2 separate regions of the Homo sapiens genome follow, and region 2 is linked to region 1. The links are chromatin loops, found by intact Hi-C in ENCODE. Cell type or tissue: adrenal gland. All regions are shown on one strand. Links, peaks and the distances in the headings refer to the core of each region. The heading gives the core; the rest is flanking DNA. Region 1 holds the start of SFTPA2 (surfactant protein A2). Region 2 has its middle 44 kb from the start of SFTPD.

The links. A loop is a pair of places that touch in the nucleus more often than their neighbours do. Peaks named below come from ENCODE experiments on the same cell type or tissue, not always from the same donor. Only the 100,000 strongest peaks of a DNase experiment are listed, where the experiment ranks them.
Region 2: it touches region 1 in a loop (4-fold over the local background); 1 of 110 quality-filtered maps calls a loop at or near these places.

What each region holds. Positions count from the first base shown.
Region 1 is chr10:79,556,328-79,568,314 of GRCh38, forward strand. SFTPA2 (surfactant protein A2) reads right to left here and starts at 4,080. Exons shown (of 6, transcript NM_001098668.4): 1 at 4,037-4,080; 2 at 3,642-3,671; 3 at 2,985-3,179; 4 at 2,559-2,678; 5 at 1,725-1,802; 6 at 1-1,258. The coding sequence starts at 3,156. The coding sequence ends at 882. RefSeq lists enhancers at 462-962, 5,761-6,274. In adrenal gland, for the core only: a CTCF peak has its summit at 5,992 (motif pointing right); a DNase peak (open chromatin) is centred at 6,036; H3K27me3 peaks cover 698 bases.
Region 2 is chr10:79,899,488-79,911,474 of GRCh38, forward strand. It overlaps the pseudogene BMS1P21. Among named protein-coding and RNA genes, the nearest start is that of SFTPD, 44 kb to the right of the region's middle. RefSeq lists an enhancer at 5,483-5,582. In adrenal gland, for the core only: no CTCF peak of the experiment used is centred there; DNase peaks (open chromatin) are centred at 4,464, 5,404 and 5,624; H3K4me3 peaks cover 1,888 bases; H3K27ac peaks cover 1,375 bases.

The DNA.
Region 1 (11,987 bases), core at 2,278-10,277:
ATCCTAAGACCTGGCACATGTTAATTTTAATGATTATCTGGGTGAATGTATTAATAAAAGGGGAAAGTGGAGCCGGTGGCATGGGGGGTGGTGTGAATGCCCACCGAGGTCTGAAGTGGGGTGCAGATTTGTTCATCAGCAGAAAGTTACTCGGGTCATGTCTGCAGTGGGGGGCTCTTCCCTAGAGGCCTTGGCCGGCTGCCTCCAGGTCAGGGGGCTGAGTTGGCATCCAAAGACTCAAAGGAGTGAATCGTACATGTCAGTCACAGGGTTGGCTTGGGCACCACCGTGCTGGGGCACCACTGGGCCCTCTGACCACCTGGAGAGCCTGACCAGGCCTGCCACAGAGACCTCAGAGTGCCAGAGAATCTCCACTGTGTCCTTAGCTCCACACAGTCAGGGCTTCCCTGAAATCTGCCTCTCTCTGTCATTATGCTTGGCCGGTACTGCTCATCCTGATGGCACTGGGCAGGCAGTGGGCTGCAGAGGCAGAGCTGAGGGGACCAGGAGGCAGGCACTCTGTGTGACTTTGGAGGATCCTTCTACCCCAAGGCCTCACTGCTGCCATCTGTAAGTGAAGGAACTGGACCAGATGGGGAATAAGGAGGCCTCCATCTCATGCCAAAGGCCAAGGCTAGGAGTGGCTGCCTGGGGTGCAGTGCTGGGATGGTTTGCAAGGGGAGTGTCAAGGCTGGTCAGTGATTATGGGGAAGAGTCAGGGCCCATCAGGGGAATGAAGTGGCTAAGGGTGCCTCCAGCTCTAATAGCCACAAGTGAATTCTGTTGAAAGGGAGTTCTAGCATCTCACAGACCAAGTGGATCCTGGGGATGGAAACTGAAGGCCAGACAGGATCCTCCCTGTCCCATGGCCTAAATGCCTCTCAGAACTCACAGATGGTCAGTCGGGAGTACAGGCAGTTCCTGTCATTCCACTGCCCATCTGTGTACATCTCCACACACTGCTCTTTTCCCCGACCTGCAGGCTCCCCTCGGTACCAGTTGGTGTAGTTTACAGGGGTCCCATCTGAGTAGCGGAAGTCTCCAGGGCTGGGACCCTCAGTCAGGCCTACATAGGCATATGTGTTGTACTTCTTCACGAAGCTTGCAATGGCCTCATTTTCCTCTGGATTCCTTGGGACAGCAATGCGGCCGCCTGCTCTGGCACATGCCTCCTGAATGGCATCAAAAGTGATGGACTGCCCATTGCTGGAGAAGACCTTCTCTCCTACTGTCATTATGGAGCCCTGCAGACTGAGGGCTGAGAGCAGAGGAGTCCAGGTCAGGCCACTGACCACTTTGTCTCTAAGCCACCTCCCTCACCTAGGGTCTCTGCTACCAGATTCTCCCCAGTCTCTCCATCTCTGCCTCTCTCTGTGTCTTCTCTTCCTCTTCCAATTGCAGTTTTCTAAATTCACTTTTAGACTCTCCTCCATTTATTCATTCATCTAAGTAACAATTACTTATTGCCAGAAATGGTGCAATTTCCTAGGATTCAGTGGAAAGCAAGACAGGCAGAGAACTTGCTTTCTTATGAAATGGGGAGTGAATTGTGTCTGCTTGTCTCCTCTTGGCCATTCAAAGACATCAGAAAAGCAAGCATCATTCCTTTCCCCAACACCTGCATGTGCACGCTTGTTTGTCATCTCTATTCTAGAAGGTGGTGCTGAGAATGAGGGGAATTTGTGGGAAACTCCTACCCCGTGAGGCCCAGGGGGTCCCCTTACCTCCCCTTGTCTGCAGGATTTGATGTCTGAAGTCGTGGAGTGTGGCTTGGAGCTCCTCATCTAGATGAGCTGGAAGCCCTGTGGAGAGTGCCCCACACAGAAGGAGGGGCAGGCCAGTGAAGACTCCCACTTGCTGCCACGCAGGCGTTTTGCCATCTGCAATCCTGGAACTCTGCCCTTTCATTGCTGTTAGGCACCACCCAGACCCTAGGCTCAGAGGGTCCACGAGATTCCAGTGTGTCTCCACACCCCGTGGTCCCCTATTCTTTAGTGAAGCCTTGCCCCTGCTGAGACCCCCACCCCTTGTCCTCTTTCCTGCTCTGTCCCTCGAGGGGTTCTGTCTGCCCGCCTCTGTGGGGCAAGTCCCTCTCCCGCACCCTCCACCAAGGGCAAGCATGATGCTCTCTGCACTGCCCTGATGGACTTGCTTACCGCTCTGAGCTTCAAAGTTCCCCTCTGTCTGTGGGGCTCCTGATCACACCATCTGCCTGGATGCCTCGTCCGCATTCACCCTTCAGACTGCCCCCAGGGCCTCCATCCCAGGACATGCCTCCCCTGCCTCCCAGTGCTGTCCCTCGTCCCACACCTGACTCAGTGTGTCCCCATCAGCGGTCATGAGGCACGGAGGACTTCCCACACCTGCCCTTCTCTGAATTGTGACCACACTCCCCAGACACCTCGGCTTTCTCCCTCAAATTCATATTCTCTTACTTAGGTTGAGCCAAATGCCCTTGGGGAACCTGCAGGGTTTGTCTGACCCCCATCACCCCTGTGTAACTGACTTCAGGTCGCTGTGCCCATGTTTCCACTGCCCACCTGCCCCGCCCTGCTCACCTGGAGGGCCTCTCTCGCCAGCCTCCCCCTTCTCTCCACGCTCTCCAGGGACACCAGGGGCTCCAGGCAGCCCATTATTCCCAGGAGGACATGGTGTTTCTCCAGGCGGACCCATGGGGCCTGCAGAGAAAAGAGACATGGATGTGTAGGATCTGTCACCCACAACTGGTTGGAGCTAGTGAGACTCGATGCCCATTATCACCGGGGCTGGCTCAGCTATCACTCCGTGGGCACTATGAGGACAGACTCTCCAGGATGCGCCATCATAAGGGCCCCAGGAACCCACCACCCCTGCAGACTGAAGTCCCACCCAGCTTACTATAGCCCCCAGCTCACTATGGCCCACAGCCTAGGGGCCTGGACAGATGGGCCTCCTGAAAAGGGGTCTGTGTCCCTCAGCTGAGGGTGGGGTCTGCAGCACAGTACCTGGAGGGCCAGGGTCTCCTTTGACACCATCTCTCCCGTCCCTGCCTGGCAGGCCGTGGGATCCAGGAGTGCCGGGGATACCAGGGCTTCCAACACAAACGTCCTTCACTTCGCACGCAGCACCAGAGGCTGCCATCAAGATGAGGGTGAGGGCCAGAGGGCACAGCCACATGGCTCTGGGTCCAGTCGCTGCTCCTGCCGGAGGGATGGCCGTGAGCCCATCTGCCACCTCTGCCAACATCTCCCCCACTGTGCTCTGTCAGGACTCAGGAAGCTGGGCAGAGCCCGAGAGGCAGGGCGGGCGAGACCAGAGTGCTGGGAAGACCCGAAGCACCCGGGAAAATTCCAAGCATCACCTGGCACCTGGCATGGCCTCATGCTTCAGGCCTCCGGCTGGAGGTTGTGGGGTCTCAAGACTGCTGAGGAGGAGGAAGAGTAAGGAGCTCTGGGGAGCCCAGGGACCTGGGCTCCAGTGCAGTCTCCTTTCTTTCAGTGCCTCACTATGTTACCCTGGGAAACTGGCTTCACCTCTCTGATTTCAGCTGAATCTTCCATGCTCTGCAGAAAACCTGCCCTGTCCCTCCCAGGCTGTTAGAAGGAAGGATGAGGTCACTCACTCACTGACTCACTCCATCTGTCCCTCATATGCCCAGTTACCTTCTTTTCAGGCTCCAAGAAATCAGCGACCTGAGAATGAAAAGAGATGAATAGGGCCCACAGCCTGGACCCTTCAAGGTGATCATCGGGGGGTGATGACCCTCTCACAGTCAGTGATGAGGTCTTCCTTCCTCTTGGGGTCTGTTCTCCCACTCCCCCTGCTTAGGCCCTGCTGAGTCCCTGGTAGGGATGGATCTGGCCAAGGAAGATATCAAAGCATGAGGGTCTTTGTAGGTCATCCATGTTGACCATGCTGTGAAACACCTCCCAGTGGAAAATGGGGAGTTGCCCTCCTTCCCAACCTGGGCCTTGGTCAGGCCTGTGGCTGCTGGGCTGGTCCTCTCTGCCTGCGATCCTCAAGCTGGAGAACACCTAGGGGATGTGGCTAAACTCACCCACACACAGAGCCTCCAGCTGCTTGGGTCTCTGCCTCCAAGTTAGAGCATAAAGGTGGACAACAGAATTTATAGCATGTGGGCTGCCAGGCTTCTTCCCCACCCCTGAGAGCTCTACCACAAAACCTGTTCTCCAAGCAGGAAATAGGCATAGTGTTTACACAGCACATTTCCCTGCAGAACACTCAGGCTGCAGGAATACTTAGGACCCTTGAGGGGAGCACAGAACCTGGTAAAGAAAAATACCAGGTCTGTAAGAAGAGAAATGCCTCACTGGCTAAGGTCACCCACTCTGCACTCAGGGAGCTCCACTGGGTTCCTGGTTTAGTTTCAGACAATGAAGAAGTCACTGCTTCAGCTGAGGTTGGTCAGGTTGATCCAGGCCAACCTGTCTGCCCTGTAACCTTGCTCAGCTCTGAGCCCCAGGACCCCCAGCCAGTGTCTCTGGAGCCTGCAGCCGAGTTGGTGGGCACATGGACAGAGTGGCAGGCAAATATGCTGCACGTTCCACTTCCCTCTGCCCTAGCAGGTTCAGCTGGAGGAGTCAGGGCAGCACCTGGAAGGTCATGGGAGAGCTGCAGTTTCTGTCTTTGGTAGAACATCACTTTGGGTGATGTCTGGCAACCTGCAATGGTGATTATGCTAAGTGTCCCAGTGATATATGAAGCCCTAGTTGTTAGGGTCCTGGTTTGAGCATCTGGATTAGGAGGGAATCTCCAACTGTGGAGGTGGTAATGATGGGAACCCAGACAGGAAAATCTCCCCTGGCTTATTTGGAATTGGTTTGAAAAATCCCAAACCATTGAGGAGTTTGGAGCTCTTCCAGGGAGCGGAAGCTCAGACAACGGACCCCACTCCCAGGAGCAGGAAGCTGGGCAGTGCCAATTTGTAGCATGGAGTCTTTCAGCTGCCCCAGTGCTGTCTGCCACACCATGTGGTGGGTGCTGGGCCAGGTGTGGAATGGGGGAGTCAGGCCAGTGCAGGTTGGGGGCAGGTGGGGCGAAGCTCCAGCAACTTGGCTGTGGGGAGGCAGGGCTGTTTTGCAGGTGATGAGCAGGAACAGAGGCCAACTTGGATGTGCAGGGCCTTGTGGTTGGCAGGGCAGGGCATGGCTTTAGGGGAAAGGCACACCTGAGTTTTGACCCAGAGCTGTCACTTATTAACCAGGTGGCCTTGGTCAGTTTCATTTTTCATTTTATTATTCTGAAACAACATCAAAATTACAGAAAAATTGCCAGTATCGTACGACTTTTTTTTCCCCTGAACCTATGAGAGTAGGTTGTCAACATGAAACCCCAACACCCCAATACTTTAATGTGTTTTTCACGCAAAGGCATTTTTGCATTATAACCGTAATCAAGAAATAAACACGGATACAATAACTCCAAATAGCCTTCAGGCCCTATGCAAAATGTACACAATGCCCCAATAGTGTCCTTTATAGCAAAGGATCCGTTTCTGAGCCATGTGCCTTATTCGGTTGTCACGCTTCTCCAGGGTCCTGAAACCCACAAAGTCCCTCTGTCTTCCCTTCACCTTCATGACCTGAACACAGTGTGAAGATCACAGGGGAGTTACTGTGTAAAATACCCCTCACTTTGTTTGTTTGTTTGTTTGTATTGCCTTACAGTTAGATTCAGGTTCTGTAACTTCGGCAGAAATACCATCGACACCCGGCTGCGCTCTTCTCCCATTCTACCCGGCAGCATGTGACTTTAGTTTGCCCCAAGACTGATGATGTTCGTGTTGATCATTTAATTAAGGTGGTGGGTGTCACAATTTGCCACTGCAAATTTATTCTTTTTCTGATTTTAATCAGTGACTATGTTGTGGGGACGCACTTTGGGACTATTGTAAAGATCCCATCCCTCATCACGCTCTTTGTTGCCCTTTGATTGATTTGTAGCAATGTGGACTCGTGAGTGAGGCTTGCCACCGACCGCCAGGGGGAACCATGCACTCGCCTGCGTGCTGCAAGGGACACTATCCGAGTTTGATGTTGAGACAGGTACAGTTTACCAGCACATGGCACCAGCAAATCTAAAGAATGTAGTTAAGAAACACAAGCTTGTCATTCTTAGCACTAAGAATTGCTGCAGTCCCTGCTGAGTTCCGAGTGTCCAAGCCAGGCCACTCTGCCGCGTCCACAGCCTCCTCCCCCTGCTCAGGCCCCATTGCCCTGGCCGGTCCGCTCTCCTTCAGTGCCCTTCTCACTCTCCTAGGGGCTTCAACCCCCATGCTGGGCCACCTCCCTCTGCGGGGACATCCTCTTCACACTGCCAGGCCCTGGGTGCCCACGCGAAGCCACCTCAGAGTCCACAGTCTCACTGCACTCCGAGTCCCACTCCCTGTGGCAGGACCCCCTCCTCACCCAGTGTGACTGAAACCAGGAAGACGACGCTTTTTAAGACTGAAGGGGCACAGAGTGGGAGCCATGCACCGCCCTAAGAACAGCCCACGGGGGTCTCTGCAGATTCGAGACCTCTCTCTCAGTGCTCAAGGGACTCTTTCCTTCCCCTTTCTCCAGCTGCACTGGGTGCTAGCAGTGGGAAGAGGCTGTCTGTGGCTGCTAGAGCTTTCCCGTCGTTTTGGATCATTGCAGCACTCTATGAGGCGTACAGAGAGTAAGTAAATCCCCATTCCATACTTCAGTCAACTGAGGCTGACAGGGGTTACATGGATTGCCAAAATTACCCAGAAATCCTCTTTCCAGCTCAGTCCTCTGCTAGAACCTTCCCAGAGTCAGAGGGATGTGCTTAATCTACCTGTACCTGGAGACAAAGAGATGCATAAATAGATTTACTAATTATGGATATATTTCAAGATCACTTCTACTGTCAGAATCTAAGGGGCAGCTCAGCCACATTAAGGGAATGGAAGTTGACGCTTCTTTTCCTTGATGCAGCCAGCATACTAAGCAATTATGTGTGTATGTATTATAAATATATGTACACACATATATTGTGTGCTGTATATTTACACACATATCTATATTACATTGGCACATCTAATAAATGTCACTGCATTCTTAAAAAGCATAACACAATAAATCTTTCTATGACCTAGAAATGACAAATTTTAATTTTCATCAACACAGCCCTCTCACCTCACTACCCTGAGCATTTTGAGTCTTCCAAACCCCAGAGAAACACGTCATGTTTTATTAAGGCTTTGAGGTGAGGGAGACAGTTTTTCCCATTCTGCGCCTTGGAGGAATTGAAACTGGCAGATGGCAGCAACTATCTCCAATGAAATAGGCTCAGGAAAACACACGTGCACATACACACACACACACACACACGCACACACACACACTGACTTTGCATCAATAAGACCATACTGCAGATACTCTTCTACAATAAGTGTTTTCTCTTACATACCCCAGCCATATTTTCAGATTGACACACAGGGATATAATTGTTAACTATAGTCTTTTCTTGGGGTTTGCTTGTTTTTAATTTGGGTGACTTATTCTTTACTCTTTTTAATTTTAAAAAATTTCTTATTTTTAATGGACACATAATTTTATATATACATGGGATATAGTGAGCTATTTTGATACATGTATGCAATAATCAATGATCAAATCAGGGTAAGTTGTATACCCATCACCCCAAAAGTGTATCAATATTTAGTGATAAGAACATTCACAGTCTTCTCTTTTACCTCTTTGAATGTATATAATGAGTTATTGTTCACTATGGTCACCCTCCAGTGCTCTAGAAGGCTAGAACTCATTGCTCTTGTCTAGCTATGATCTTTTGTCCATTGACCAAGCTCTCCCCATCCTTCATTCTCCTGGTTTTCCCAGCCTCTAGTATGCTCTGTTCTACTGTTTACGTCTGTGAGATTAACTTTATTTTTAGCTTCCACATATGTGTGAGAAGATGCTGTGTTTAACTTTCTCTTCCTGGCTTTATTTCATTTAACATAATGGCTCATCCATGTTGCCATGAATGACAGGATTTCATTCTTTCTTAGGGCCGGACAGTATTTCATGGTGTATAGTTATCGCATTTTCTTTATCCATCCATCCATTGGTAGACACTTAATTTGATTCCACATTTGGCTATTGTGAATAGTACTACAATAAACATGGGAGTGCAGATACTTCTTCAACATACTGAGTTCCTTTCCTTTGAATATATTCCTATGAATACTGAGTAGTGGAATTGTTAGATCATATGGTCGTTCTATTTTTTGTTTTTTGGAGGAATCTCCCCTCTGTTTTCCATAATAACTGTACTGCTTTACATTTCCACCAACAGTGTATAAGAGTTCACTTTTCTCTGCATCCTTGCCAGTATTTATTAGTTATTGTCTTATTAATAAGAGCCAGTCTACCTGGGGTGAGATATCTCATTGTGGTTTGATTGACATTTTCCTTAGGAGTAGTAGTATTGAGAATTCTTATTTTTATATTATATCTATTATTTTATTTTAGACAGGGTCTTGCTCTGTCACCCAGGACAGAGCGCAGTGACACAATCTCAGCTCACTGCAGCCTTCACCTCCTGGACTCAAGCAATCCTCCCAACTCAGCCTCCTGAGTAGCTGACACTATAGGCATAGACCACCATGCCCGGATAATTTTTTATTTTTGTAAGCATGAAATCTCACTATGTTTCCCAGGCTGGTCTCAAACTCCTGGGCTCAAGCCAACTTCCCACTTCAGCCTCCCAAATTACTGGGATTACAGGCAAGAGCCACCGGGCCTGGCCAAGCATTTTTAATATACTTGTTGGCAATTTATATGTCTTCTTTCAAGACGTGTCTGTTCAGATCATTTGCCCATTTTAAAATTGTATTATTTGGATTTTTTTGCTGTAGACTTGTTTGAGTTCCTTGTGTATACAGGATATTAATTCCTTATTGGATTAATAGTTGCAAATATTTTCTCCAATTCTGCAGGTTTTCTCTTCACACTGCTGATTGTTTTCTCTGCAGATGCTTTTTAGTTTGATATAATCCCATTTGTTTATTTTCGCTTTTGTTGCCTGTGCTTTTGAGGTCTTTCATAAAATCTTCACCCAAACCGGTGTCCTGAGGCACTTCTCCTGTGTTTATTTCTAGTAGTTTCATAGTTTTGGGACTTACATTTAAGTCTTTAGTCCATTTTGTGTTGATTTTTTGTATGTGTGAGAGATAGGAGTCCAGTTGCATTCTTCTGCATATGAATATCCAGTTTCCCCAGCATCATTTATTGAACAGACTGTTCTTTCCCCCAACATATGTTCTTGATGCCTTTGTCAAAAATCAGTTGACTATAAATATGCGAATTTATTTCTGTGTTCTCTATTGTGTTCCATTGCTCTATGTGTTTATAACAGCACCATGCTGTTTTGGTTATCATAGATTTGTAGTACATGTTGAAGTCAGGTAGTGTGATGCCTCCAGCTTTTCACTTTTTGCTTAGGGTTGCCTTGACTATTTGGTGTCTTTTTATGGTTCCATACAAATTTTATGATTGTTCATTCTCATTTTGTGAAGAATGTCATTATTATTTTAATAGGCATGGCATTAAATCTGTAGATCACTTTGGGTAGTATGGTTATTTTAACAATACTGATTCTTCCAATCCATGAACATGAGATGTCTTTTCACTTTTTTGTATCCTCTTCAGTTTTTTCTTCAGTGTTTTATAGCTTTCATAGTAGAGATCTTTCACTCCCTGGTTACATTTATTCCTAGGTATTTTATACTTTGTAGCCATTGTAAACGGGATTGACTTCTTGATTTCTTTCTCATGTAGTTCTTCTTGATGTATACAAATGCTGTTGATTTTTGTATGTTGATTTTGTATCCTGCAACTTTACTGGATTCATTTATCAGTTCTAAGAGTGTTTTTGTGAAGTCTTTAGGATTTTGTCTTTTTAAGATCATGTTGTCTGCAAATAGGGACAATTTGATTTCTTCCTTTCCTATTTGGATACGCTTTATTTTTTTCCCATGATTAATTACTCTGGCTAGGACTTCCTTAACTATCTTGAATAAGAGTAGTGGGCTGGGCGCAGTGGCTCACGCCTGTAATCCCAGGACTTTGGGAGGCCAAGGTGGGAAGATCACCTGAGGTCAGGAGTTGGAGACCAGCTTGGCCAACATGGTGAAACCCCGTCTCTACTAAAAATACAAAAAAATTAGCCAGGCATGGTGGTGGGTGCCTGTAATCCCAGTACTTGGGAGGCTGAGGCAGGAGAATCACTTGAACATGGGAGGCGGAGGTTGCAGTGAGCCAAGATCACGCCACTACACCACTGCCCTCCAGCCTGGGTAACAGAGCAAGACTCTGTCTCAAAAAAAAAAAAAAAAAAAAAAAAAAAGAGTAGTGAAAGTGGGCAACCTTGTCTTGCTCAAATTATTAGCGGAAAACTTTCAAATTTTCTCCATTCAGTATGATGGTAGCTGTCGATTTTTTTGTATATGGCCTTTATTGTGTTGAGGTACTTGGTTTATACACCTAATTTGTTGAGGGTTTTTATGATGAAGGGATGTTAAATTTTGTCAAATATTTTTTCTGCATCTATTGAGATGATCATATGTTTTCTTCTTCATTCCGTTGATGTAATGTATCACACTTATTGATTTATATATGTTGAACCATCCTTGCATCCCTGAGATGAATCCCACTTGATGATGATTGTATTTTGGATGTGCTGCTGGATTCTGTTTGCTAGTATTTTGTTGAGGATTTTTGTATCTCTGTTCATCAGAGATATTAGCTTGTACTGTTCTTGTTGTTGTTGTGTTTATGTCTGGTTTTGCTGTCAGGATATCAGGATAATGCTGGCCCCATAAAATGAGATTGGAAGAATTTCCTCCTCTTCAATTTTTTGGAATAGCTTGAAAAGAATTGGTGTTTTTTGTTCTTTAAAACTTTGGCAGAATTCAGCAGTGAAGGCATCTAGTCATGGACTTTTCTTTGATGGTAGACGTTTTATTATTGATTCAATATTGTTACTAGTAATTGGTATGTTCGGGTTTTCTATTTCTTCCTGGTTCAGTCTTGGTAGGTTGTATGTGTCCAGGAATTCATCCATTTTCCCTAGATTTTCTCATTTGTTGACATAAGTTGTTTATAATAATGTTTAATGATCGTTTGTATTTCTGTGGTATCAATTGTAAGTCTCCTTTTTTGTTTCTCATTTTTACTTATCTCAGTCTTCTCTCTTATTTTTTTAGTTAGTCTACCTAATGGTTTGTCAATTTTGTTTATCTGTTCAAAATACCAACGTTTCAGCTCAGTGTAGTGGCTCATGCCTGTAATCCCAGCACTGAGGCCAAGGCAGGAGGATCACTTGAGGCCAGGAGTTTGAGACCATCCTGGGCAATAAAAAAAATACTACATCTTTTAAAAAAGAAGAAAAAAAATCTTAGCTGGGTGTGGTGGCACATGCCTGTATTCCCAGCTGCTCAGAAGAATGAAGGTCTCTGGCGCTCATGAGCTGGAGGCTGCAGTGAGCCATGACAGAGGCACTGCACTTCATCCTGGGTGACAGAGTAAGATGCTCACCCCAGAAAAATACAAAAACAAACAAACAAACAAAAACCTCCCCAACTTTTCATTTTATTGATCTCTAGTCTGTTTGTTGTTTATTTCTGCTCTGATTTTTCAAGTTTCTTTCTACTAATTTTGAGTTTGGCTCTTTTTCTTGCTTTTCTAGTTCTTTAAGGTGCATTATTGTTTTATTTTTTTGAAATCATCTACTTTTTTGATGTAGGCATGCAACGCTATAAATTTCCCTCTTAGGTTTTGATATGTTGTGTTTGTATTTTTGTTTCTTTCAAGGAAATTTTTAATTTCCGTCTTAATTTGTTTATTCACCCATTGGTCTTTCAGAAGCATATTGTTTAATTTCTATGTATTTGTTCAGTTTCCAAAGTTCCTCTTGTTATTGCTTTCTTGTTTTATTCCATTGTGTTCATAAAAGGTAATTGAAATGATTGTGATGTT
Region 2 (11,987 bases), core at 2,066-10,065, 340 kb after region 1:
CCAATTACTTATGAATAATATTTCAGTTCTGTATTAAAAATTTCTCTGTAAAGCTTGCACTTTGATTATAGACATAGGTTGGTTTGACTGACCAGAATGCTTCCTTCATTATTTTGATAAAATAATGGTAGTTTTTCTTTGGAGAATTACCCCTTACCTGTTTTGTTTTGTTTTGTTTTTGAGACAGAGTCTTGCTATGTCACTCAGGCTGGCTGCAACCTCCACCTCCCAGGTTCAAGCTATTCTCCTGTCTCAGCCTCCTGAGTAGCTTGGATTACAGATGTGTGCCACCACGCCTGGCTAATTTTTGTATTTTGGGTAGAGACGGAGTTTCACCCATGTTGGCCAGGTGGGTCTCAAACTCCTGATCTCAAGTGATCCACCTGTCTCGGCCCCTGAAAGTGCTGGAATTACAGGCATAAGCCACTGCGCCCAGCCACTTCCCTGTTCTTAATCCATTGGTTTCAAAACCTGACAGCCTAGCTTCAGAGTTGAGCATATTACCTAGGTCATTCTGTTTCTTGACATCTATGACTAATTAATATGTCATAAACATGACCCAAACTACACAAAATTAGTATCAGTTTTAAAATTTTGACTGGAAATGCCTGAAATAAATTGTTTTTGGGGGGCAAGGTTCAGGCAGAAAGGCAAGGAGTGTAGAATTTTAGAGTTTGTTGTGGTCATATTTACCAACATTAGATGTGAGATTTTATTATTCAGAATGCTTTGATGTATCAAAACCTCAAAATGCTGCAAATGAGAAATCAAAACATTCATGGATTGAATATATACCTTGATTTTGTGGCTCCAATTTACTAAAAAAGCAGTCTGGCCAGTCCAGGAAATATGTCATTTCTCACTATTCCCGGCACATCAAGTTTTTCCTCACATTAAGGTAATGTTTCAGCATGTGCTTATTTTGTTTTTGAATATAATGGTGCATGGCTGTTTGGGCTCTCAGAATTTTTTAAGCCATTAATTTTATCTCAGGTCTTTTTTGCATTCCACACCTTCCTGCATACTAACTAGGTGTGTAAATTTCTTTTAAAATCACATAAATTTTCACTTAAAATCCTTACCAGTCCAAATCAATTCATTCTTCCTCATGATATATATTCCTTTTCTATTACCTCAGAAATAAGTTAATAAAATACTTTACTGTTATCATTTATTTCTGATTGTAAAGTAATGATACAATAGATTTAGATCCTCATTTTAGCCATCATTTTATCATGATCATGTACCACTGAACTTAAAAGTTGGAAAAAAAGCAATCTAAATTTCCTCTGAGTTCCAATCCCATGTAATTTATAAAATTTTGGAAGAACACAGGTAGGTACTCAGAGTAATCAACTTAGCTTTGGAAGAATTTAATTTTTTATTATCTGCCACAACCATAGCCTGGTGAATTGATTTAAATCATTGAGCTATAATTGCTTTTTGAAGATTTTTTATTTTTCCCCTTCTTGTGAAGTAGTAATTAACAAAATGTAAAAATCTAAATTCAATATATAATTTCATGTTGTAAAATAAAGGTTACACATGAAATATAGTTAATGGTCAAATAAATTCTTTGTTAAGACTGGGGACCTTTGCAATTTGTGAGAAACATTCACACACACACAAAGTCTGTAAACAAAGATAAAATGTTTTTGCTGAATAATGTAATTGTCATTTCCTTCTCCCTTATTGAAAGAGAGGTGTCTGTTTACCTGGATTGTTGCTTAAATCTGCCACAAATTTGTTACTCAAAACCTTATTTATTATATTATAGCAAATAGGGTAATAATTACTGTCAGAGAAGGGGACATACTTTTTGTAACTCTTTACATTTTTCTTAAAATACAAATTCTGTTATATAAATTTTGATTTTGAATCTTTTAATTATCTTTTCACTACCTCCCACACATCCTCTAAGTTTTCTTTGTCTTTTTCAACTTCAGTATACAGATTTCAGCAATACTGTAATTTTTTACTGAGTACTTAACATATATAAGAAAAAGATACTTTACAATTTCCACATGCTGTAATGAAATATGTTGAGCTTAGTTTATGTTAACTGCATCTAGTTCTTGTTTGATTTCTTCTTTTTTCCTCTAAAGTTATATTTTATCTTGCAAGTTGTGTATGTGTATTAGTTATGTATTTGTTTAACAAATTATCCAAAATCTTAGTGGATAAAGCAGCAAACATTTATAATCTCACAGTTTCCATGAGTCAGAAATTCAGAGAATGCTTAGCTGCATTGTCTGTGTCTGAATATCTCACAAGGCTAAAATCAAGGTGTCAGTTGGGCTATTGTTATCCCAAGGTTCAACCAGTGATGAGTCCACTTTTACAGTGACTCAAGTAGCTGTTGGTGGGACTCAGTTCCTCTATGGCTATTCTTAATTGGTGGTTGGCAAGAGGCCTACTTCACTGTTTTACCACATGGATGTTACCCATAAAGCATCTCACAACATGGAAGCAGCTTCGACAGGGCTAATAAATAAAAAGGCAAAAAAGAATGTGCAAGAAAAAAGTCAAAGGCTTTTGTCATCTAGACTTGGAAGTGATTAAGCTCAAGTGTGATTAATCTCAAGCCAACTATCAAGCTGAAAGGACAGAATATGAATGTTAAGAAAAGGGGATCACTGAAAGCCATTTAGGAAACTGCCTACAAATTATGTGGATATGGATGTCTTATGAAAATAAAATTCCTTGTCTTAGAGTGGTGTCTTTTTACTTTCTTTTTCTTTTTTTCTACATCTAATATTTTAGAACCCAAAACATGGGGATAAAGACAAATTTTAGCATCTTATCCTTAATATTTAGGAGCACAGCATATGTCATGTTGAGGATGCTATTATGCCTTTACATTATGTTGGAACGTGTATATTCATCTCTGGCTCTCTTTTTTTCTCTCAAGTGATGGTGATTTATAATGTCTAGAATAAAGTATACTTAGAAACCAAATTAAAACTGTATTTTATCGTATTCGTGTAAGCTTACTAAAGTATTACTAAATACTCCTGTTTGCATCTTCATCATCTCCAAACTTTTTTCTCCTACTATGGCATCTTTTCATATCTGCATGAACCAAATGTGGCTTTTGAAATAGGAAATTTTGGATGGAATGATAATCCACTATGAAGGAGTCATATAGTTAATGTAAGGAGAAGGGCTGACTTACAAGACCTAAATATATTTTGAAATTCTTCAACACTACTATACCTTCTCTTTAATGTACCCAGAACATATGTCTCAGATTTCAATAGTCCTTGGAGACACATTTTCCTCAAATACCTGAATAAAAAGACAAACCTACAGTCTTACTTTATTATATATAAGAACTTAATAATTTACCAGGTATTCAAAGATACCCAGGAACATTTATCTTCTTCAAAATATTTCCTGATTTTCACTTGCCATTCCATTTCTCATCTGGATCCAGATCAGAACCTTTACCTACTTTTCTGCAGGTTACTCACTCCTGGCTTTCTTCGTGCTTGTGTGGCTCTCTTTTAAACACTTCACACTGAGTTGTGAACACCTATCCCTTCTTTTTTCAAAAGGTCTTTTTTCCCTTCTTTTTTCAGGAGGCAAGGAAGGGGGAGGCAGTAGGAAGGACTGAACAGAGAGGAAGACGTGCAAAATACTCATTTGGAACAATGGGAGATTGAATAGACCGGACAAAGAATGATTAAAGTGAGGACTGCTGGCATGGCCCTGTTTTCCTCCAGCCATGTTTAGTTGCATCGTTGTGGCATGGAATAGATGGAGAGCTGGGTTTATCCAGGGCTCCCATCTTACTAAGCAGATAGGAGGTGACAGGGAGGCGGGTGAGTTGAGGAGGTGTGCAAGGGACCAATGAGAATGGTTGGCCATGGAGTTTAAGCTGGCTCACTAGAGAGGGAAAAGTCATAAAGGAAGGAAGAAACAGTGAACAGGTAGTAAGATCTTGATTGGAGGTGCTGGTAAGGTTGCAGGAGTTTTGTTTCAGGGCAGTATAGGGAGTAACCTGGATAGCTAGGAGGTGGTGGTCAGAGTGGGCTACTGTGGGGTTTGCAGTCCTTGGACCTGACAAGGTCTAAGGTCTGATCATGGAGGGAGGGGGAAGCTGAGGTAGGGCAGAGGACAGGAGTGGGCTTCATGAGATCAAAAGGATGTCAGAAGGATTATCTACCCAGATACTGACATCTCCATGAAGTAAGAGGCCTAGTGTGAAGAAGTTACAACATCCTAAGCTCTTCAGGGATAAGGGAATCATGTGCCACGTGGGTAGCCTCCCCAGTCTAGCACCCAGTATATAGCCTATGCAGAATGAATACCTGAGGGCTGCTGGGGGCGAAAACAAGGTCCCTGTGACAGGACTTGAAGCCTGGGGGTCTCGGTGACAGGAGTGGGCCTAGTTTTTAGGTGTAGAATTGAGCCTTGCGTGCACTGGTGGGATCTTATTGAAAGGATCCCCTCCAAGACTAGAGGAAGATGCATCCTGACAATGTAGGCTCTGTAGGCGTCCCAAGTACCTGGGCTGGGGGTTAGATGGACTCCAAGGCATTTCCTCAGGTGGCAATGGGAGGATCCCTGGGAAGGCAAAGCTGTGCAGGAAGAAAATGGCAAGATGCTACATTCCCTCAGGGAAAGCCCCTTTACCGGGAGCAGGGAAGGCGAGGTAGTTTAGGCTGGGTCAGTTTGTCCCTGCCCTCAGAGTCTGTTGGTCCTGGAAAAAGAAGGCCTTATTTTATTTATTTATTTTTCTTTGAGACAGTGTCTTGCTCTGTCGCCCAGGCTAGAGTGCAGTGGCTCGATCTCAGCTCACTGCAACCTCCGCCTCCAAGGCTCAAGCGATCGTTCTGCCTTAGCCTCCAGAGTAGCTGGGACCACAGGGACCACAGGCGCCCGCCAGGACGCGGGCTTGCTTTTATTTATTTATTTATTTATTGAGAGAGAGCCGTAGCCTCCCTATGTTGCCCAGGCTGGTCTTGAACTCCTGGGCTCGAGCGATCCTCCCGCCTCGGCCTCCCAAAGGGATGGGATTACAGGCATGAGCCACCGCTTCCGGCCAAAAGAGGGCTTTAGGGCACCCCCAGAACGCGAGATCTCCCTCATCTGTCATCTTTAAAGAGGAGGAAGTGGACTCCCAGTCCAGCCATAGTCCATTCGTCCGGAGCACGGTCACTCCGGGGTGGCCAGGACCAAATGTGCCTCCTTCTGGCTTTTGCACCGCACCAACTAATCCGCGCCAGGCCGCACAGCTGCTCTGGCCTTCGGGGAGGACTCCTGGAGCGCGGTGTACACTGCTCCGGAGTCCCTCCGCAGGAGTTGAGGCAGCGAGTTCCGAGGGCGGGGTGGGGCGGAATCCGGAGGCACGCGGACCCGGTGGAACGCACTGCGCAGACGGCGCCGGCGCCTGCACTCAGCTGTTGACGAGTCTTTCTTCCAGCTCTACCCTGAAAGTCCTCCAGGCACCGGTCTTTTTTTTCTGCCTTTTGTTTCCCTCCCGGCGAGTCGGCGCGACAGTGAATTTCCGTTTCCCGCGGTGTCCAAGCGGACCTGAGGAGTTGCAGCTGTGAGCAGGTTCGGTGGTGCCGCGGGCTGGGGTAGGCGGCGGTGGGGTCCCTGGCTCTGGGGCACTGGGAAGATCGCGAGTCGTGCGCGTGGGAAGGTCCTCCGGCTCATCTTTGCTCCCCAGGAGCAGCATATTTCGCATCTGCCAGAGGTGTGCCCGGGGGTCGTTGGGAGAGGGACGGGGTGAATCCCTGCAGAGAGCCGGGACGGGGAGGGAAGGTGTCGGGGAGACGTGGTTTCCTGGCGACGTGGTCCCGGCAGGCGACTTAGACCTGAGCCGAATGTGTTGACCCCAAATTGTGCTTTTCCCAAGAAGAAAAGGGAGAGAAACATTAGGACAAGTTCGGAACTAAAATATAGTAGAGAAGCAACATAATCTCTGAAATCACACAGCTATTCGGTTTCAAAGAGTTCCTAGTGCCCAGCTCTCCTAACTCCCGGCTGGTGTTCCTTGACATTATGGTGATATATAAAGACTTTCTATTTCCGCTCGTGTGTGTGTCTGTGGGAAGCCTCTGACTCACCTCTGTGCCCCAGTAGCACCCTGTGCAGCCTTGCAATGTAGCCCTTATTGCATGGCACGAAAGATACTAGTTTGGATTCTCTGCAAGTCAGATCATAGGTATATCCATTTACTGGCACAGTGGCTAGCACATCATAGACAGACACAAACATTTATTAAACGGAATTAATACAGGACCTTAATTGAATGAAGTGGCACCCTGCCCCGCTGTTTTTCAATCAAGCTGTCAGATTTTATGCAGCCCGATATTCTAAAAAAAAAACTCACTAATTCAGTGATTACCAATTTATTGGCCACAGATTCCCAGGTACCTCAGAAATCACTGGAAGGGTCTCTGTAAGTCCATAGGGTCTCCAGGCATCATTTAGAACCAGTCATATCTCACACATGCAGATATTGCTATTTTTCAAATGTATGTAGATGAGTTGTAATTTAGGAGTTTTGCAGAGTCAACAGGTACTAAAAGTAATACTGTGATCATGTTGGAAGTTCATAAAAGCATTTTAAATTTTTTATTAAAATTTAAGTTTTGGTTTAAGTTAGGAAACCACTTCATTAGTCCAGTCAATATCTAGGTCTGAGCTGTCTAGTATGGTAGCCACATGTGACTATTTAGAGTTGGAATGAAATTAATTAAAAATTCGTTTTTTTCAGTTTCTCTAAGTACATTTTCAGTAACCACATGTGGCTAATGGCTAAATGGTGGAAAAGTACAGATACAGAATATTTCTATCCTTGCAGAAATAGATACTGATGATGTTGACACTTAAGACGAATAAAAAGTAACTTAATCATAAAGTGTAATCTTAGCAGAAGTAACTCATCTAATTTATAGCATAACAGAGATAAATGAAATTGGGGAGGGTTAAGCAGTTTCTACCCTTGTTCAGTGAACAAATACATCATGTCTTCATAAAGAAATAAATGAAATTTAATGTTTTTCCCTGGGTATTGCCTGGATTGTAAAATGCTTCTCCCACCTCCTTACCCCAACCTTCTTCCTTGTAGGTTAGAGTTACTTGTTATTGGTAAATAGCCACTATGGAGACTAAGGACCAGAAGAAACAAAGAAAGAAAAACAGTGGACCCAAAGATGAAAAGAAAAAGAAGCGGCATCTGCAGGATCTCCAGCTAGGAGACGAAGAAGATGCCCAGAAGAGAAATCCCAAAGCTTTTGCAGTTCAGTCTGCTGTGTGGATGGCTCGATCCTTTCACAGGTATGTTTAGCTACAGTCTGATGCTTCTTTCATTGATTCTTTTTAAATAGTAGGAGCCTCTCACAGGTGACATTTGGATTCACAAGTCTAGTCCAGCTCCAAAGGACATGGAGATGCATGCTGTGTGGCTTTTACTAAAACGTGAGAAGACTTCCCATAGAAGCTGCCTTGCCTCCAGCATCTGCACACTGGTTGGTGTTTCTTGCCCAAGATACAAGAATTTATAGAATTTGATTCTTCCTAAACTTTAAACTGTTTCTATGGTGATAAGTGTGCTTTTTCCCACTGGATATGTTTTACAAAGTTGTAATATAAAATACAAAAATTACAACATTTAATACTAACATAGCTTTATTGAATGAGTCCTTATGATATTCTTAGCAGTGTACTTTAAACATTATTCAACTAAATCCTCCCAGCAGCCTTACCAGAGTAGGAATCATTCTTGCCCTCTTTTTATGGACAAGAAAACTGAGGTCAAGAAAACAAGTTACCTCCAATCGTATAACCAGTAAGTAGGAGAGCCAAATTTAACTCCAGAGCCTCTGCTCTTATCTGTTATGATGCACTGCCTCGGTATTTACCTTTTGGTTTTTAAAAAATTATTAAAATCACTCATAAAACAGTCAGATTTAAGGAGTGTTTAATTTTCAACTCTCTATACTATTGAAGTTATCTTGTTACATCTTTATTGAACAGAAGTTATTTGGATGGGGCTCAAAAGTTAACAAGTTAATTGACAAGTTAATTATATTTATATATTGTCTGTTATACTCTATAAAATATACGAAAGTACTGATATCTATAAGTATATTTTAAAAGTCTACTTTTACTCTATTTTGAAAGTGAGTTTACTTTTTTGTTTGTTTTTTTTTTTAAATGAATAGGACTCAGGATTTGAAGACAAAAAAGCATCGTATTCCAGTGGTTGATCGAACTCCACTAGAGCCCCCACCAATAGTGGTAGTGGTGACGGGGCCTCCAAAGTTGGAAAGAGCACTTTGATATAATGCCTCATTCAGAACTTCATTGGCAGAAGTTGACTGAGATCAGAGGCCCTGTGATGATCGTGTCAGGTAGGGGATGCCACCACAGACATAGAGTTGGCATGGCTGTTGTCATCTGAGGGACATGCGTGTGTTTGTTGTTTTCTTGAGTGGAACATGTTAAATTTTGTCATATCATGTTACTTCTCTTATGCTTTTACTAAGTTAGCTATAACTTCAGAAAAGGGTAAGTTCCCAGAGATAAGGATGTGATACATATCTTATCCTGACTGCTGTATGGCTTTGCCAAGCATGTTCCTTGGAAGGGCGTAGCAGGCCTGGTCACTGTGAACATATCATTTAACAAATAGCACGTACCTCCTATGTGCCAGGTGCACATGCTTGCCCTTACGAAGCCACATGCTGGTGGAAGTGCGCGTTTTCTCTTTTTCCTGTGAGAATTTGTCTGCTTTGGGAGATGGCGACCTTTCCGAGTGTGAGGGAAGATGAAACAAACTTCCAGTGGTAGAATGGCAATGTACACTCTGAAATCTCTTGTTATTGCAATAATATAGTTGGATTGAGGCTTTTCTTTATCTTTGGAGCTTCCATATTTTCTTTTCCTTTTTTTTTTTTTTTGAGGCAGAGGCTTACTTTTTATGAAAAAAAGTTCATAAATATGTATTGATTTTTGTACACATGGCACCTCTCTTCTTTTTTTTTTTTTTTTTGAGATGGAGTCTCACTCTGTCACCCAGGCTGGAGCGCAGTGGCATGATCTCGGCTCACTGCAAGCTCTGCCTCCCAGGTTGACACCATTCTCCTGCCTCAGCCTCCCAAGTAGCTGGGACTACAGGCGCCTGCCACCACGCCCGGCTAATTTTTTATATTTTTAGTAAAGACGGGCTTTCACCATGTTAGCCAGGATGGTCTTGATCTCCTGACCTCTTGATCCACCTGCCTCAGCCTCCCAAAGTGCTGGGATTACAGGCGTGAGCCACCATACCCGGCTGGATGTTGGTTTTTATCAAAAGCCTTTTCTGCATCTATTGAGATAATTATGTGGTTTTTGTCTTTAGTTCTCTTTATGTGACAAATCACATTTATTGATTTCTGTATGTTGAACCAACCTTGCATCCCAGGGATAAAGCCTACTTAACTGTGATGGATAAGCTTTTTGATGTGCTGCTGGATTCAGTTGCTGAGTTTTGTTGAGAATTTTTTCATCAATGTTCATCAAGGATATTTGCCTGAAGTTTCCTTTTTTTATTGTGTCTCTGCCAGGTTTTGGTATCAGAATGATTCTGGCCTCACATAATGAGGTATGAAGGAGAAGGAGTCCCTCCTCCTCAATTTTTTGGAATAGTTTCAGCAGGAACGGTACTAGCTCTTCTTTGTTCATCTGGTAGAATTCAGCTGTGAATCTGTCTAGTCTTGGGCTTTTATTTTTTTTTATTTTTTTTATTTTTTGGTAGGCTATTTGTTACTGATTCAGTTTCAGAGCTCATTCACTATTGGCCTCTTCAGGGATTCAAAATTTCTTCCTGGCTCAGTCTTGGGAGGGTGTATGTGTCCAGGAATGTATCCATTTCTTCTAGATTTTCTTGTGTGTGCATAGAGGTATTCATAATATTCTCTGATAGTTATTTGTATTTCTTTGGAGTCAGTGGTAATATCTCCTCCATTGTTTCTGATTGTGTTATATATGGATTTTCTCTCTTATTAGTCTAGCTGGCAGTGTTTCTATTTTATTGATTTTTTTGCAAAAAGCCAACTCCTGGATTCATTGATCTTTTGAATACTTTTGTGTTTCAATCTCCTTCAGTTCAGCTCTGATTTTGGTTATTTACTGTCTTCTGCTGGCTTTGGGGCTGGTTTTTTGTTGGTTCTTTTGTTATTTTAGTTGTGATGTTAGGTTGTTAAATTGAAATATTTCTAACTTTTTGTTGTGAGTATTTAGTGCTGTAAATTTCCATCTTGACACCGCCTTGGTTGTGTCCCAGAGATTCTGGTATGTTGTATCTTTTTTCTCATTCGTTTCAAAGAACTTCTTAATTTTGGCCTTAAGTTCATTATTTACCTAAAAGTCATTTAGCAGCAGGTTATTCTATTTTGAATTGAACGTTTATGAAATGCTTAAACATTTTAACTAGCCTTTTTTAAAGTGCAATGAGAACTATTAACAAAGAGATAATAGATACATGAAATGATGCTTATCAATTTACCTAACTTTGCATTTTTCTGTCACTACTATTTTGTGGGAGTCTAAGTCTCTTTGAAGGTCTCTAAGAACTTGCTTTATGAATCTGGGTGTTCCTGTTTTGGATGCATAAATATTAATGTTTAGAATAGTGAAGTTTTCTTGTTCAATCAACACTTTATCATTATGTAATGCCCTTCTTTGTGGGCCAGTCCCAGAGAAAGCCTGTTATATTTCACTCAATTTTCTTGGAAACCTCTCTTGTTTAAAGTGTATTGGGACCCAGGTGCTATGAGGTATATTCTTATTCCCCACCTCAAAATATGTAAATTATTGATACTGTTAAAAGAAAAACTTTAGACAAATTTAAGAGAGTTTACTTGAGAAAAGAAAAAAAATGATTTGCAAATCAGCCCTTAGAATCAAAGAAATTTCAGAAAGACTTTGGCACTGTCACATGGTCAAATATCTATGGGAAAAAAATGTAATGTGCAGAAACCGAAACTGAGGTACAGAAATAGCTGGATTGGTTACAGCTCAGCATTTGCCTTATTTAAACAAGGTTTAACCAGTTGGCCGCCTATGAGTGGTTAAAGTATAGCTACTGGGATTGGCTGAGACTAAGCTGTTGTTACGGGGACACATACTACTAAACTTAGACTTTTAGTTTGTTTACCTGCTAAGTATGTGAGTATGGAGATTTTTCAGGCTAGATTTTAGTTTTATTTAGTAATACATTATGGGATCTGAAGGACACTTTTGTAAAGGTTGAAACAAACATATTTTATGCACATTTCCATTTCCGACAAAAGAAAAATGCTCCTTTAGCTCTGCTAAGTGTGACAGTTTCTAAATTAAAAGAACATTATTTACATCTCAATTGTTAATTCTAATATTAATTTCAAGTATTAATAATATAATCATTTTTCACTAAGCCTTCCCTTTTATGCCCGTTTACACTTTCAAATCTAATTATATTCCATTTTCATTTTAAAGGTCAAGCCCCAACTGTTTCATGGTGTGCCTTCTTTCTAATCAAGTATTTGAGACCAGTGGGAGTCAGGCTGGAACTGTATCATGTCAATTTTCACAAGCTGACATTCACAGTAAAAGTAGTTCTTGATTACTTCCCTAACACCTTTGATGTTAAGGGAAAAAAAAACAACAACAACACTGAGCTGTGTATATTCCCTCCTCATGCTCCTGGGTGAGAAATCATAGTTAGTAGCTGCTGATCTTGGAAATCAGAGTTTCGGCTACATTGCTAGCAATAACCTAAATCAATACAGAATAACAACACAAGCCAGTATGTGGTAAGTCATGAAAAATAGATCGGTAGTGATATCAATTGAAAATGATACAGAAAAACCATATTATCTAGAAAGAAAAATACAATTTTATAACACTCTTGGTCCTGAATAGTTTTAACTATGGTACACAAAGCAAGCAAGCAGCAAATTACAGATAAAGATGACTGTTACTTTCTTTCTACTGTTAACACCCTCTGG